Regions from separate parts of the Homo sapiens genome. Here region 2 is linked to region 1. The links are chromatin loops, found by intact Hi-C in ENCODE. Cell type or tissue: A673. All regions are shown on one strand. Each heading gives the region's core, and the rest is flanking DNA. Links, peaks and the distances in the headings are about the cores only.

Region 1 (5,672 bases), core at 1,373-3,872:
AAGTGGTATCCATATGCACATATCTACTCAGAGGATCAGAAAAGGGGGAAAAAAAACTAAGAGCACATGTGTGAACATGATTATAAAGCAGTGGACTCCCAAATTATGAGCCAGCTTTCAAAATGCACCCATTGTATGAAATCCAGTTTTGTCTTCTTACAGGTAACATGTACTGCTTGTATCATAATACATGTAATTGTAATAGTATAACCATAGATGTGTTTTTATTCAGTAAATCAGCTCTTATGTAGTATGGTGGGTAGACTCCAAGATGTCCCTCAGTTGTCTCTGCTTCCTCATATCCATCCCCTTTTAAAATTCCCTCACCTTAAGTATGGGCTAGACTTATTGACTTGCTTATAATGAATAGAATATGGGATTATATTCTATCCCATAGAAGTGATGGGATGCCACTTCTGGTATTAGGTTATAAAAATACTATGGCTTCCATCTCAGGGTGCTCTCTCTTGGACTCTTCATTCTTTGTAGGGTGTATTAATCTGCTTGGGCTGCCAAAACAAAATACCATAGACTGAGTGGCTTAAACAACAATGTATTTTCTCATAGTTCTGGAGGCTAGAAATGCCAGATCAAGGTGCAGGCCAGTTTGGTTCCTGGTGAGAGCACTCTTCTTGGCTTGTGGGTGGCCGCCATCTCTCTGTGTGTTCGCATGATCTCATGATCTCTTTTTTGTTTGCACACTGGGAGACTTGGAGTTGGGGGTGGTGGGAGAGAGAGAGAGAAAGGAGAGGAGAGTGCTGGCACTTTGGTGTCTTTTTTTATAAGGACATTAATCCTATCAGATCAGGGTCCCACCCGTATGATGTCATTTAACTGTAATTACTTCCTTAGAGGCCCCATCTCCAAATAAAGCCACACTGGGAGTTAGAGCTTCAGTATATGAATTTTGAGGGAACATAAATGTGCAGTCCATAGCATGGGAGGCAGCCCTGTGGAGAGGCCCACGTTAGTGAGCTTGGAAGTGGATTTTCTACGGCCTGCCACCAGCCATATGAGTGATCTTTGAAGTGGATTCTCCGTCAGTTGGGTCTTGAGATACCTACAACCCTGGCCAACATTTTGATTGCAACCTCATGAAAGACTTAATCAATACCACCTAGCTAAGCTGCTCTTGAATTGATCCTGGTTGATCACAGAAACTAGGAAATAATAAATGTTGTTTTCAGCTGCTAAGCATGGTATAATTTGTTATGCAACAATAGATAACTAAAACATTTAATATTTGACTCCTCAATTCCTTTATCAGAAACTTTAGAAGTAGGATATATCACTAAGAGAGTCTGATTATCAGCAAGAAATGGAAGAATAGGGCATGTGAAAAGAGACTAACAACCGTCCCTTTATTTATCATCTTCTTTCCAGAAATGATTCGTATAATCTGTGAATATCCTGATGGATGTAATGATTTTACCTAGCTCAGGGAATTATGCATTTTATGGGAGCTACCTATAGGACTTTTGATTCTGCACATGCATTCTGAATAGAATATATGGAAATTCCTTGTTACTACGGGATTTCATGGATGCAACTGTCATTGAGTAAAATGTTTAGAACTATCTGCACATGGTCGACAGGGATGGAAGTTTGATAGACAGCAGGAGGTGGAAGTTGGCAAATGAATCATTTACAATTACGGTCCTGCCCAGCAACCCTCAAATTTCCTGAGTGCCCATGGTAAGGATCCATTTGCCTCCAGCCTCTTAAGGCTGTGGAGTACCCCCGGTCCATTGGCATGCTGGAGTAGTTACATTCGTAGCCAATTAGCAGGGTGGCACACACTCCGCCAAGAAGCCCCAGTCTCTATAGACCCGGTATAGAGAGTGAAATTAGCTGAGACAAATACCTGTTAATCCCCCGTTCTTGGCCGGCATGGAGCGCCTACTGTGCAGTGCTAATAGTTCTGGGAAATCCCAATTCCCAGTGTCAAGAGTTGAACAGACTAAGTCTGTTAAATGAAGAAATTTACAGCGCATTAGCTTTGATCAAGAAATGCTAGGTGCAAGTCTCTTAAACAAATGAAGGCTACTTGGGAATACAGGTCACTCTTTCTGGGAAGCTGTTTTTGAAGGACTTGATCTTCCTTCTTTCCCATGCCAGAGCCAGGGATAGAAAAGTGGCAGTTTGAGTGGCTGGACCTGGGGGAAGTAGAAAATAGTCTTATTTAGACAGGAGGGGACAGCTGAGTGACTCTACCGGAGTTTTGTCCAAGGGAGCTTGGATATGGTTTTCAAAAATGGGAAATTTGTGATAAAAATCGCAGGAGACCTTACAGCTTCCAGCGAAGGCTGGTTTATACTTATATGTGTAAGTTGCGCCCTCTGCTGGCTGGATCAAGCCATGTTCCCGTCCTCCCCCTTTCCTGGGAAAAACGTTTTGTATTTTCCCATCTAAATTATGTTTTCAGTTGCATTCTATCAGCCCGTTGCTGTCTATGCAAAGAATGAGGCAAGCAGAATTTAAATCGTGGCTTGTACCATTATGCCTGTCACTCAAAGCTCTGCATAGCGGTTCTCAGAGAAGGGCGAAGGATGGTTCTCAGAGAAGGGCGAAGGATTCGGGAGTTCTTGGGGACATACTATAAATTTTCAGATTCTGATTCCTTGGCTAAGTTTGCAGACATCCAGGTTCGTTTTTTTTTGTGTGGCATATCTTTTAATGTGACCATTGTTCCGCTGTGGAAGGCAGAAAAATCTTTCCTTAGTACCAGGAAATGCTTTTAATTCAGACAAGCTTTTATTTCTTGGTTGCGTCAAGTCTAAGGGAGTTTGGCGATTGCCCTCAAGCTTGGGATAAAGGCAATGGAAAGAGGATGAATAGAATCACAGCGAGACAGGAGGAGGGTGGGCTGATGAGACCAGTGAAGGGAAGAACTGATGATCTTACGCTCGAGTGTCAGTAGCCTTGTGTCTAGGAGGAAAGATGATTTACATTTTGACATGTCAGTGAAAGGAAACCCAAAAGAAGTGGTGCAACTAACAATTTGTTAAGAGCTTCTCAGGGGTAAAGCACTATTCAATTTTTTTTCCAAAAAAGGAAGAAAGAAGTATCCATTCCAGGGAAGGCAGGGGAGAAAATACAGCCCTGTCCCCTGAGATGAGGTAAGCCTGCCATGAGGAGTGGAGGTGGTAGATGGTGCTGTAGAATTTCATTTCTGGAAAGGCATATTCAAAATGTAGCCTAGGATGTTTGTGAAAATGAACCTATATCATCTTAATCCCTCTAGACATTGACAGGCATCATTTAACTCTCTCCCTCTACCCGCTGCACAGGGGTTGGCATTGTTTGGCGTGGTTGGCAGCACTAAACCCTATGACAAAAAACACAGGTGCTTTTATAAACTGGGATTAAGTCATATTTAGCAGAGACGTACAGCTGAGCTGTTTGGATAACCCTCTCCCTCCTCCAGTCGGCTTTAGTTGATGAAAGCATTCCCTAATACCTGCAGTCACTGTATGCTCATTTTGTTGATCCCAATTCATAAAAATAAAATCTACAGCAAAGAAGTTTCTATTGATGTCAGGCCCTGGAAAACTCTCTTTCAGGCTGAGACCACGCATACGGGATGTTAAGCCCTTACAACAATGGATTCCAGCTACTCATGTTTACCAAGAGCTAGGGATCAGGACCTATGCTGGTATTCTATAATAAAATATTATAGTGATTACACGGGGACAGTCCACGGGCATGTTTAATCTGTAACGTGTATGCAATATAATATTGCTGAAACCTTTTAGGTGGCTCTAAGCCCTGAGTAATAAAAAAAAAATCAAGCATTTTGCTTGCCATTGTGATTTTATAATATTGTATTTTGGCAGTTTTTCTTACACATGCTATATATTTGGGTTAATGATGATATGATAATCTGATCTTTATAATTTGAGTTTTCTTTTGTATACCAAAGTGTTTATGAATAATTCACCATGGTAATGGTTCGAAGCATGTGTTGCAGCGTCAAACAGGCTTGGATTTGATTTTAATAAATGTGTGATCCGAGATAAGTTATTTTGTTTTTGGACTTTAGTTTCTTTGGTTATAAAATGGGGATAATTATAGTACCTACTCATGGAGGATTTAGTTAAATTATGCATAAAAAGTTTAGTCTAGTTCTTGGCCTATGTAACTTCTAAAAATGTTAGCCGTGTAACTGGTACATCAAATAGATAAGACTTGGGATGAGATCAGAAAGCATAATTTTTTTTGGTTGCCCATTGTCCCTTTACATTTTGTTTTGTGGAGAAAGTTCTGTAGCCACTGGATAAAAATTTGGTTAAGCCCCAAGATTCCCTGGCTACTCATAGGACAAAGACAGTTCTGAGATGACTTTAATTTGCAAATCCAGACTCAATTCAGTTAAAATTGTTGGGTCCCAGATATTCCAAATGTGAATTAGAGTTAAATGTCTCTGTTTTCCTGCTTCTCTTTCCCTAGCTTGCTGTCCAAGTTTCCTGACCACTTTGGACTTGGCGCAGGGGAAGAGAGGAAGGGAAAGACGAGCAAAAGCGTTCCTATTTGCTGACCCTGTTTCAGGGTGGCTTTGTGATCTCTGGTCAAATGTTTAAAGATGATTGTCTCACAGCATCATTTTTGTGGGTTATGCAGGGACCCTCGACTGGGCCCCCTTTTGATTTGGGCATTGCCCCCATCCTCTCTCCATCTTTGCTCTGATGACACACCCCACAGCTTCTTCATTCTGGAGGCTCCATCCACAGTCAGCAGGCTGCCTTCATAGGCGGGGTTGACATCTGATCCCTGGGATTTATACACCTTTGAACTGTTACTGGAGGGCAGTGTAGTTACTTGCTAGATGCAGCCCTTTAATCTAATGTCTCCATTTACATTGCCTTTCTAAAGTGTGAGTCAACCAGCGGTTCACTGTATGCCATTTGCTGTTGAACACGTATTAAGCTTTCCAAGCCATGCCTTGGAGCCCATCTCACCTGACTTAAGGATAGAAGGGAGTGCCCCCATCCCATCTCATCCCCTTGGAAAACACAATGGTGAGACTCAGAATTCAGTCCTTTCCAAAAGGTAAAAATTTATTCTTCTTATGAATTATCTTAATTTCCAACACTCTCCTTTTATATCCTTGGCATGGATGAAATATGTAACTGGTACTTATTCTCCTACTATGAAATTTCCTCATGGTAGTCTATTTTACAAGTCATTTTGGTATCTGATGTCCAAGTGTCTCATTCAAAACTCCCAATGAAACATCCTCTTATAGCTGTTATCTATGTGAAAGATGTTTGATTTGCTTTATGCTTTTCTCTCATCTAGTTCCCATTGTGACCAAGTGGTAAAAACATGAGCTCTTTCTGAGAAACTTAATCATCTAAGTAGTTTTCCGAAGTGCTATTTTTTGGCCAGTTATTTTGATATTAGCCACAGAGAAAATGAGGCCTAAGGAAAATGTATTGATTTGCTATATTTTTAAGGTGGATTTCAAGGAGTTTTTATAACATTTGAATGTTTCAGAAATATGGAAGTATGCAAAATTGTCTGAAAGGTTGTTCATTGCAGTGTTGTTTGTAATGATGAAAAATGAAGACAATGTAAATGTCTAAATCTAGGTTAGGGTATTGGCTAAATTGAACAATGGAATACTAAGCTATTATTAAAGTGATATTGTAGAGGAATGTTTAATGACCTGG
Region 2 (5,672 bases), core at 1,822-4,321, 310 kb before region 1:
GAAACAGTACATTACTACATTCCCAGAAGGCCCCTCATGTCTCCTAGAAATGATCCTCTACATACCTGGCATCTAATAACATAGATGAGGTGGATTTTTGGGGATATTACACAAATTGCGTCTTTGTTCTTTGTGTCTAGACTACTTTTACTGAATATTGTTTGTGAGATTCATCCATGTGGTTGTCCTTCCTTTCTGTAAATTCTGTATAATATTTCATTGTCTGAATATACCACACTGTATGGCTATCTACTGGAGGTACACCTATGAGTTGTTTCCACATTTGAGGTATTTTGAATAGTGCTGCTTTGAGAGTTGTTGTACAGGTCCTCTGTCAAACGTAAGCATGTATTTTTCTTGGGGATGTACTAAGGAGAATTGCTAGGCCATCAGGGACATGTATGTTTACTTTTAGTAGATTCTGCCAGTTTTCCAAAGCGGTTCTACTCGTTTACACTTCCTACTAGCAGTGTTTGGGTGCTCCACATTCTTACCAACACTTGGTAAGATAGTGTTTTCCATCTTCATTTTACATGGTGGCATAGAGTTGTGGTTTTAATTTGTATTTCTTTGATGACTAATGAAGTTGAACACCTTTTCACATGCTTCTTGGCCATTGGAGTATTTCCTTTCGTGAGGTGCCTGTTCAAGTCTTTGTCTGTTGTCCTGTTGGCTTTTCTTTTTCTTATTGATTTGCAGGCATTTCCTATGTGTTCTAATTACGAGTCTTTTGGAAGTATATATTACAGTTTGAGTATCCGTTATCTGAAATGCTTACGACCAGAAGTGTTTGGGATTTTTTCGGATTTTGTAATATTTGCATATAGATAATTAGCTATCTTAGAGATGAGACCCAAGCCTAAACATGAAGTTCATTTATGTTTTATATACATCTTATACACGTAGCCTGAAGGCAGTTTTATACAATATTTTAAAAAATTTTGTGCCTGAAACAAAGTTTTGACTGCAACTCATCACATGAGGTCAGGTGTGGAATTTTTCACTCGTGGTATCATGTTGGCACTCAAAACGTTTCAAATTTTGGAGGATTTCAGATTTTTGGATTAGGGATGTTCAACCTACACAAACATCTTTTCCTATTTGGCATGCTTTTTAAGAGTATAATTCACATAATTTACCATAAAATGCTAAAATCTTGAGTATTATACAATCAGTTATCTAGGCACAGACACAGAACATTTTCATCACTCCAGAATGTTCCCTCGTGCCTCTTCCCAGTCAGCACCTCTGTTATAGTAGCAATCGCTCATCTGAAATCTATCAGTATAAGTTAGTTTTGCCTATTCAAGATTTTCGTATAAATGGTTTCCTACAGTATATACTCTTTTTGTGTGCAACTTCTTTCACTTAGCATGGTATTTTTGAGATTCATCTGTCTTGTTGCATGTAGCAGTATTCACTCTTTCATTGCTGAGTAGTATTAGCTGAGTAGTATTATGGTAGATTATACCAGTTAATCCATTCACTTGTTGATGGACATCTAGAGTGTTTCCATTTTTGGCTATTATGAATAAAGCTGCTATGAGCATTCTGTGGATATAGCATTCACCATTTGAAAATTATTTTTTTCTTTAATCATACTAAATTTTCAGTTCGCATATTGTCCTCTAAGATGTCCAGATATATGAAAGCCTGGACTCATGCAAAAGATAAATGGTTTACTTCCTCTAAGAAATTTTTACAAAAAAATTTCACTCAATGGGATTCTGTTAATTAGCTTCCCTCATAGATTAAATGATCCATATTACAAACAACTGCTTGTAAATACCAGTTACTCCCTTTACTCATTTGGAATTTCATTTATGTGGATTTTCCCTCTTCCCCACTTGCATGAACATATGTAAGGGTTTTACTGTAGTTATTTGCTGTTGCACTAATAGAGACCTTGTCTTTTGAAGGAAGGAAAGTATTTGATTAAATGTATCAGCCTCTCTAATAACAATATGTCTCAAGTTATGAACAGTTTAAAAACTCCTTGGGAGTGGGGGCAGGTGAACATTCTAAAAACAGGCATAATTTACAATGGTTAGAAAGTGCAATGGTAGAAAAATAATTTTGTGCTAAATGTCACACTGGGGGTGTGTGTGATAAGGCTATGGTGACTTAAGTAAAGACAGTACTGCTAAACTCATACACCCTGATGCCTATGATGTTACTTTCTATAAATACTTCTTGAAACATGAGAGTTTTGATCCTGTTGCCAAAATAATGTGAGATCCTAGAAATTTTCTAATTATAAATGACAGTATTTTAATTTCATTCCACTGCCTCTTTTGTACCCTCAACCCCAGCACAAATGAGTCCATCACTACAAGCCACATAATTGAATTAAAGCATACATCATCTCAGCCTATTCTGGGGGGAAACCACGGCTGCTCTTCCTCCAGATAACTAGTTTTGCAAAGCCCAGGCAGGCTGCTTCTTCCTTCATTCTGTGCCTCACCAAAAGACTTAAGTCACCTGTCAAGAGCTAGCCTAAAAGAAATGGAAGTTACTTTTCTCAAATGGGGCATAAAGTTTGTTCCTTTAAGCCAGTTCAGAGAAAGCTTTCAGTAGAAGCAATAAGGAATTTGGGATTCAGTTTTGCATTTCTTGCTCAAAGACTAATGTACGCAGTGTAACATTAATTATACGGTGTAGATGCATGTAGGGCAAGTGCAGTAATAAAGATTTTGCTTTAATGTCATTTTTGACAGAAGTGTTTAATTTTGGAGTGACAACAATTAAAAATGGAATTATATGTAGCTGCTGTTTTGCACATTTTAAAATTCAGAATCTCTACCTGTAGGTGGCAGCACCAGATACTTGTTTCTTGTTTCACTCCAGACTTAATGAGTTTAGGGTATAAGCAGTAAAACTTTAAAGTCTACTGAAACTTCGAAATAAGCTGCTGTTACCAGTTTTGTGAGAATTTGGAAAAACTAATGTATGTGTTGACTAAGTTTGGGGCTTATTTAACCCTGGATTTTCACCTTTTCAAAAAAGATTCCAGCAGCAATGATCCTTACTTTTTTAACATGACATTGTATGTTTTCTTAAAATGATTTAATTTAGCCCTCTGTGGTTTGCCTGTTGAACTTATAACTGCTCTCCCAAGAAAATAACTTTTTAATGGCATTTTGGTATTTAAGTAACTTGTACAAGGATCATTATATACCTAATATTTTAAGCTCATTACAGTCTCTTCTCCCTTTATATTTTTACATTTTAGCATTGAACTATGACCAAGAGACTATTGAGATTGAAGCTCCTTCCCCTGGGGAAAAAAAAAATCACCTTGGGAATAAATCTGAAGTAATTAGCTGAGCCAGTTGACTTTGTTACTGCCATGGGAAGATTGAGTGATTTGTAGAAATGGATATTTAGGGTAGACATTTAGAGTAGACATTTCACAGGGCCTGGTATTTTTCGCAAGTTGCAGCCAGTCGTTTGGGTGTTTCTCCATGAGTAAGTAACAAGATGGCCCACACCCACTTTTAGCTTACTCTGCAGGCAGGCTGTCCCGGGTCAGTGCTTGCAGGTTCATGCACTCAGGTGCACCAAGTGAGCCATGGCTGGTGGGGAGGGGTAGAGAGTAGCTCCTCTTGGTTCCTTTTCGTAGCCTGGCCAATTTTGTATATGTGCAAACCAGCATTGTTTTGTTCCTTTATTTTTGGACTGTGAAAGAAACTTGCCTTTTAGAAAAATCTTGCTTATTTTCTTTTTCCTTATCTTTTGATTAGTGTTGGCCTGGGAAATTGATTAATAGTCATAGGGTCAGAGAAAAAGTGAAGCTGCTTTCTCATAATTGCAAATAAATCAAAACATTATGTGAATACTTGGATTCACAACTAGAGTTTGAATTAGCGACAGTTACCCCTCACTACAGAGATGAACTGGCCTCATTCAGCGGTGTGGTCTCTCTCAATTCCTCTGACCATCCTTAGCTTTAAATGTGAGAGTATATGTATTCCCACATAATTCTCTAATTTACTATTTCTCTTAGGGGTTAGGTAACTTGTAAAATAAGAATGTATAGTGTCTTGGTGACAAGTGGCCCATGTTAACATAATTTATGTCACTAATGAAGAACAGCTTTTCAAATTGTTCTGAATGTGTATTCTTTGTTTTTATCATATACTACCACTTTAGGAAATACTTTAATTCCTACAACGAGTAGCTATTAACTTCATATGCAGCATGAACATGTCTCATATAGTTTTCTAAATGCATAATCTTGAGCGAGTACAGTCTGGATTAAATGATGTTCATTCACTATTTTATTTTTTCATTGAAATGACATTTATTTAGTGCTTGCCACGCAGTAGGCAGCGTTGAACTCGGTTTGTTCTATATTATCCAATTTAAACTTCAAAAGTGTATGATCAGTGATGCTACCTCCGTTTCGCAGGTGAGAAAAGTGAGACTCTGTGTCTCAGTTGTCTTATTCTTTGTTTGGCCCCTTTCAACTGTGAAGAGTCAGCCTCCAGTATTTTATAATTACTAGATGTCGCTTGACAGCTGACCAAATAGGATTTAGGATTCTGTCACTGAATTCTGAATGCATCTGTTAGATTTATCTACCTATGTAGCTGTTGATAAATTTTAAACAATTTTTAGATATTTTTGGTATTTGTGAGCTTTTGGCTTAGTGACTGTTTTATATTACTTATTTACCTTTATACTAAAATAAGATAGTTTTCTCTTAGATTTCCAAAAGCTTTTCCTTAGATTTCCAAAAGATAGAAATATTGTCTCTTATAATCTTTTCTTGAAAGCATCCCTTAGCAATCCCTAAAATTCTAAGAAACAGTGTAGAATAATTATTTTTAAGTATAAATTCAAATAGTAAATTTTGGCACACATGTTTTGACCAAGGGTAAATTAAATTGGTTGGCCTAAAAATGTTTCTTTTCTTTAATTAGTTTGTGGAAACAAAATAGCATAAACATGCATTGATTGATTTCTTATGTTGTTTTGAATGAAATATGGAAGGTATATTTGGTTTCAGGATTCTCAGGGACATTTTGGCCTGTAGAATCTGTAGACCCATTGTTTTTGCACATATTTTAAATTTCTGAATTTCGAACATCAAGAAAACCATGTTGCATTTTGTCTCAGATGCTGCTACTGAATTTTAACCACTGAATTAGATTGCAACCTACATGCTGTTAACTACTGAGCCAAGATGAAATCGACTACTGCATTGAAATCAGGGTTAGCTGTGTCTGCACTTGAAGGAGTTGTAATGGCAGTGAACCTGTTTTCTTTAATGGGATTTTTATTCCCTGATTTTATTCTCAGTTTTAATTGTGACTTTGATTTTAAGAGAATTTCTTAGTACACATTTATTTGAGGTTTTCATTGTAACTTTAAGAGAATAATAAAAAACATCCTATCGAAGTAGGTGCTTCCAAACCCATATGTTCAGTGGCATATTTCTGTGTTGTGTTGTTGCAGTTACTTGTTTTATTTATAAAGTATCTCTTGTAAAAAGAGAAGTCATTTGTCCATGTGCTTTTGAGTTCAAATGGTTGTGTGTATGTGCATGAATTTAAAATAATTTTTTGTGGGAGTTTTCTTCTTTGGGGTATTTTTGGAATACTTTTCTGAATTTGTTTTTTTCTTTTACATTAATAGGACTTGACCCCACCCAATTTAGAGTTCATCAT

The links. Hi-C counts contacts between places; a loop is a spot of excess contacts. Peaks named below come from ENCODE experiments on the same cell type or tissue, not always from the same donor. Only the 100,000 strongest peaks of a DNase experiment are listed, where the experiment ranks them.
Region 2: a loop joins it to region 1, with 6 times the contacts of the local background. A loop is called at or near these places in 77 of 110 quality-filtered maps.

What each region holds. Positions count from the first base shown.
Region 1 is chrX:25,141,894-25,147,565 of GRCh38, forward strand. No RefSeq gene overlaps it. Among named protein-coding and RNA genes, the nearest start is that of ARX, 130 kb to the left of the region's middle. In A673, for the core only: CTCF peaks have their summits at 2,358 (motif pointing left) and 2,557; DNase peaks (open chromatin) are centred at 1,848, 2,348 and 2,858; H3K4me3 peaks cover 1,367 bases; H3K27ac peaks cover 2,341 bases.
Region 2 is chrX:24,836,012-24,841,683 of GRCh38, forward strand. POLA1 (DNA polymerase alpha 1, catalytic subunit) reads left to right here. Exons shown (of 37, transcript NM_001330360.2): 33 at 5,641-5,672. Among named protein-coding and RNA genes, the nearest start is that of POLA1, 140 kb to the left of the region's middle. In A673, for the core only: a CTCF peak has its summit at 2,801 (motif pointing right); a DNase peak (open chromatin) is centred at 2,830; H3K27ac peaks cover 340 bases.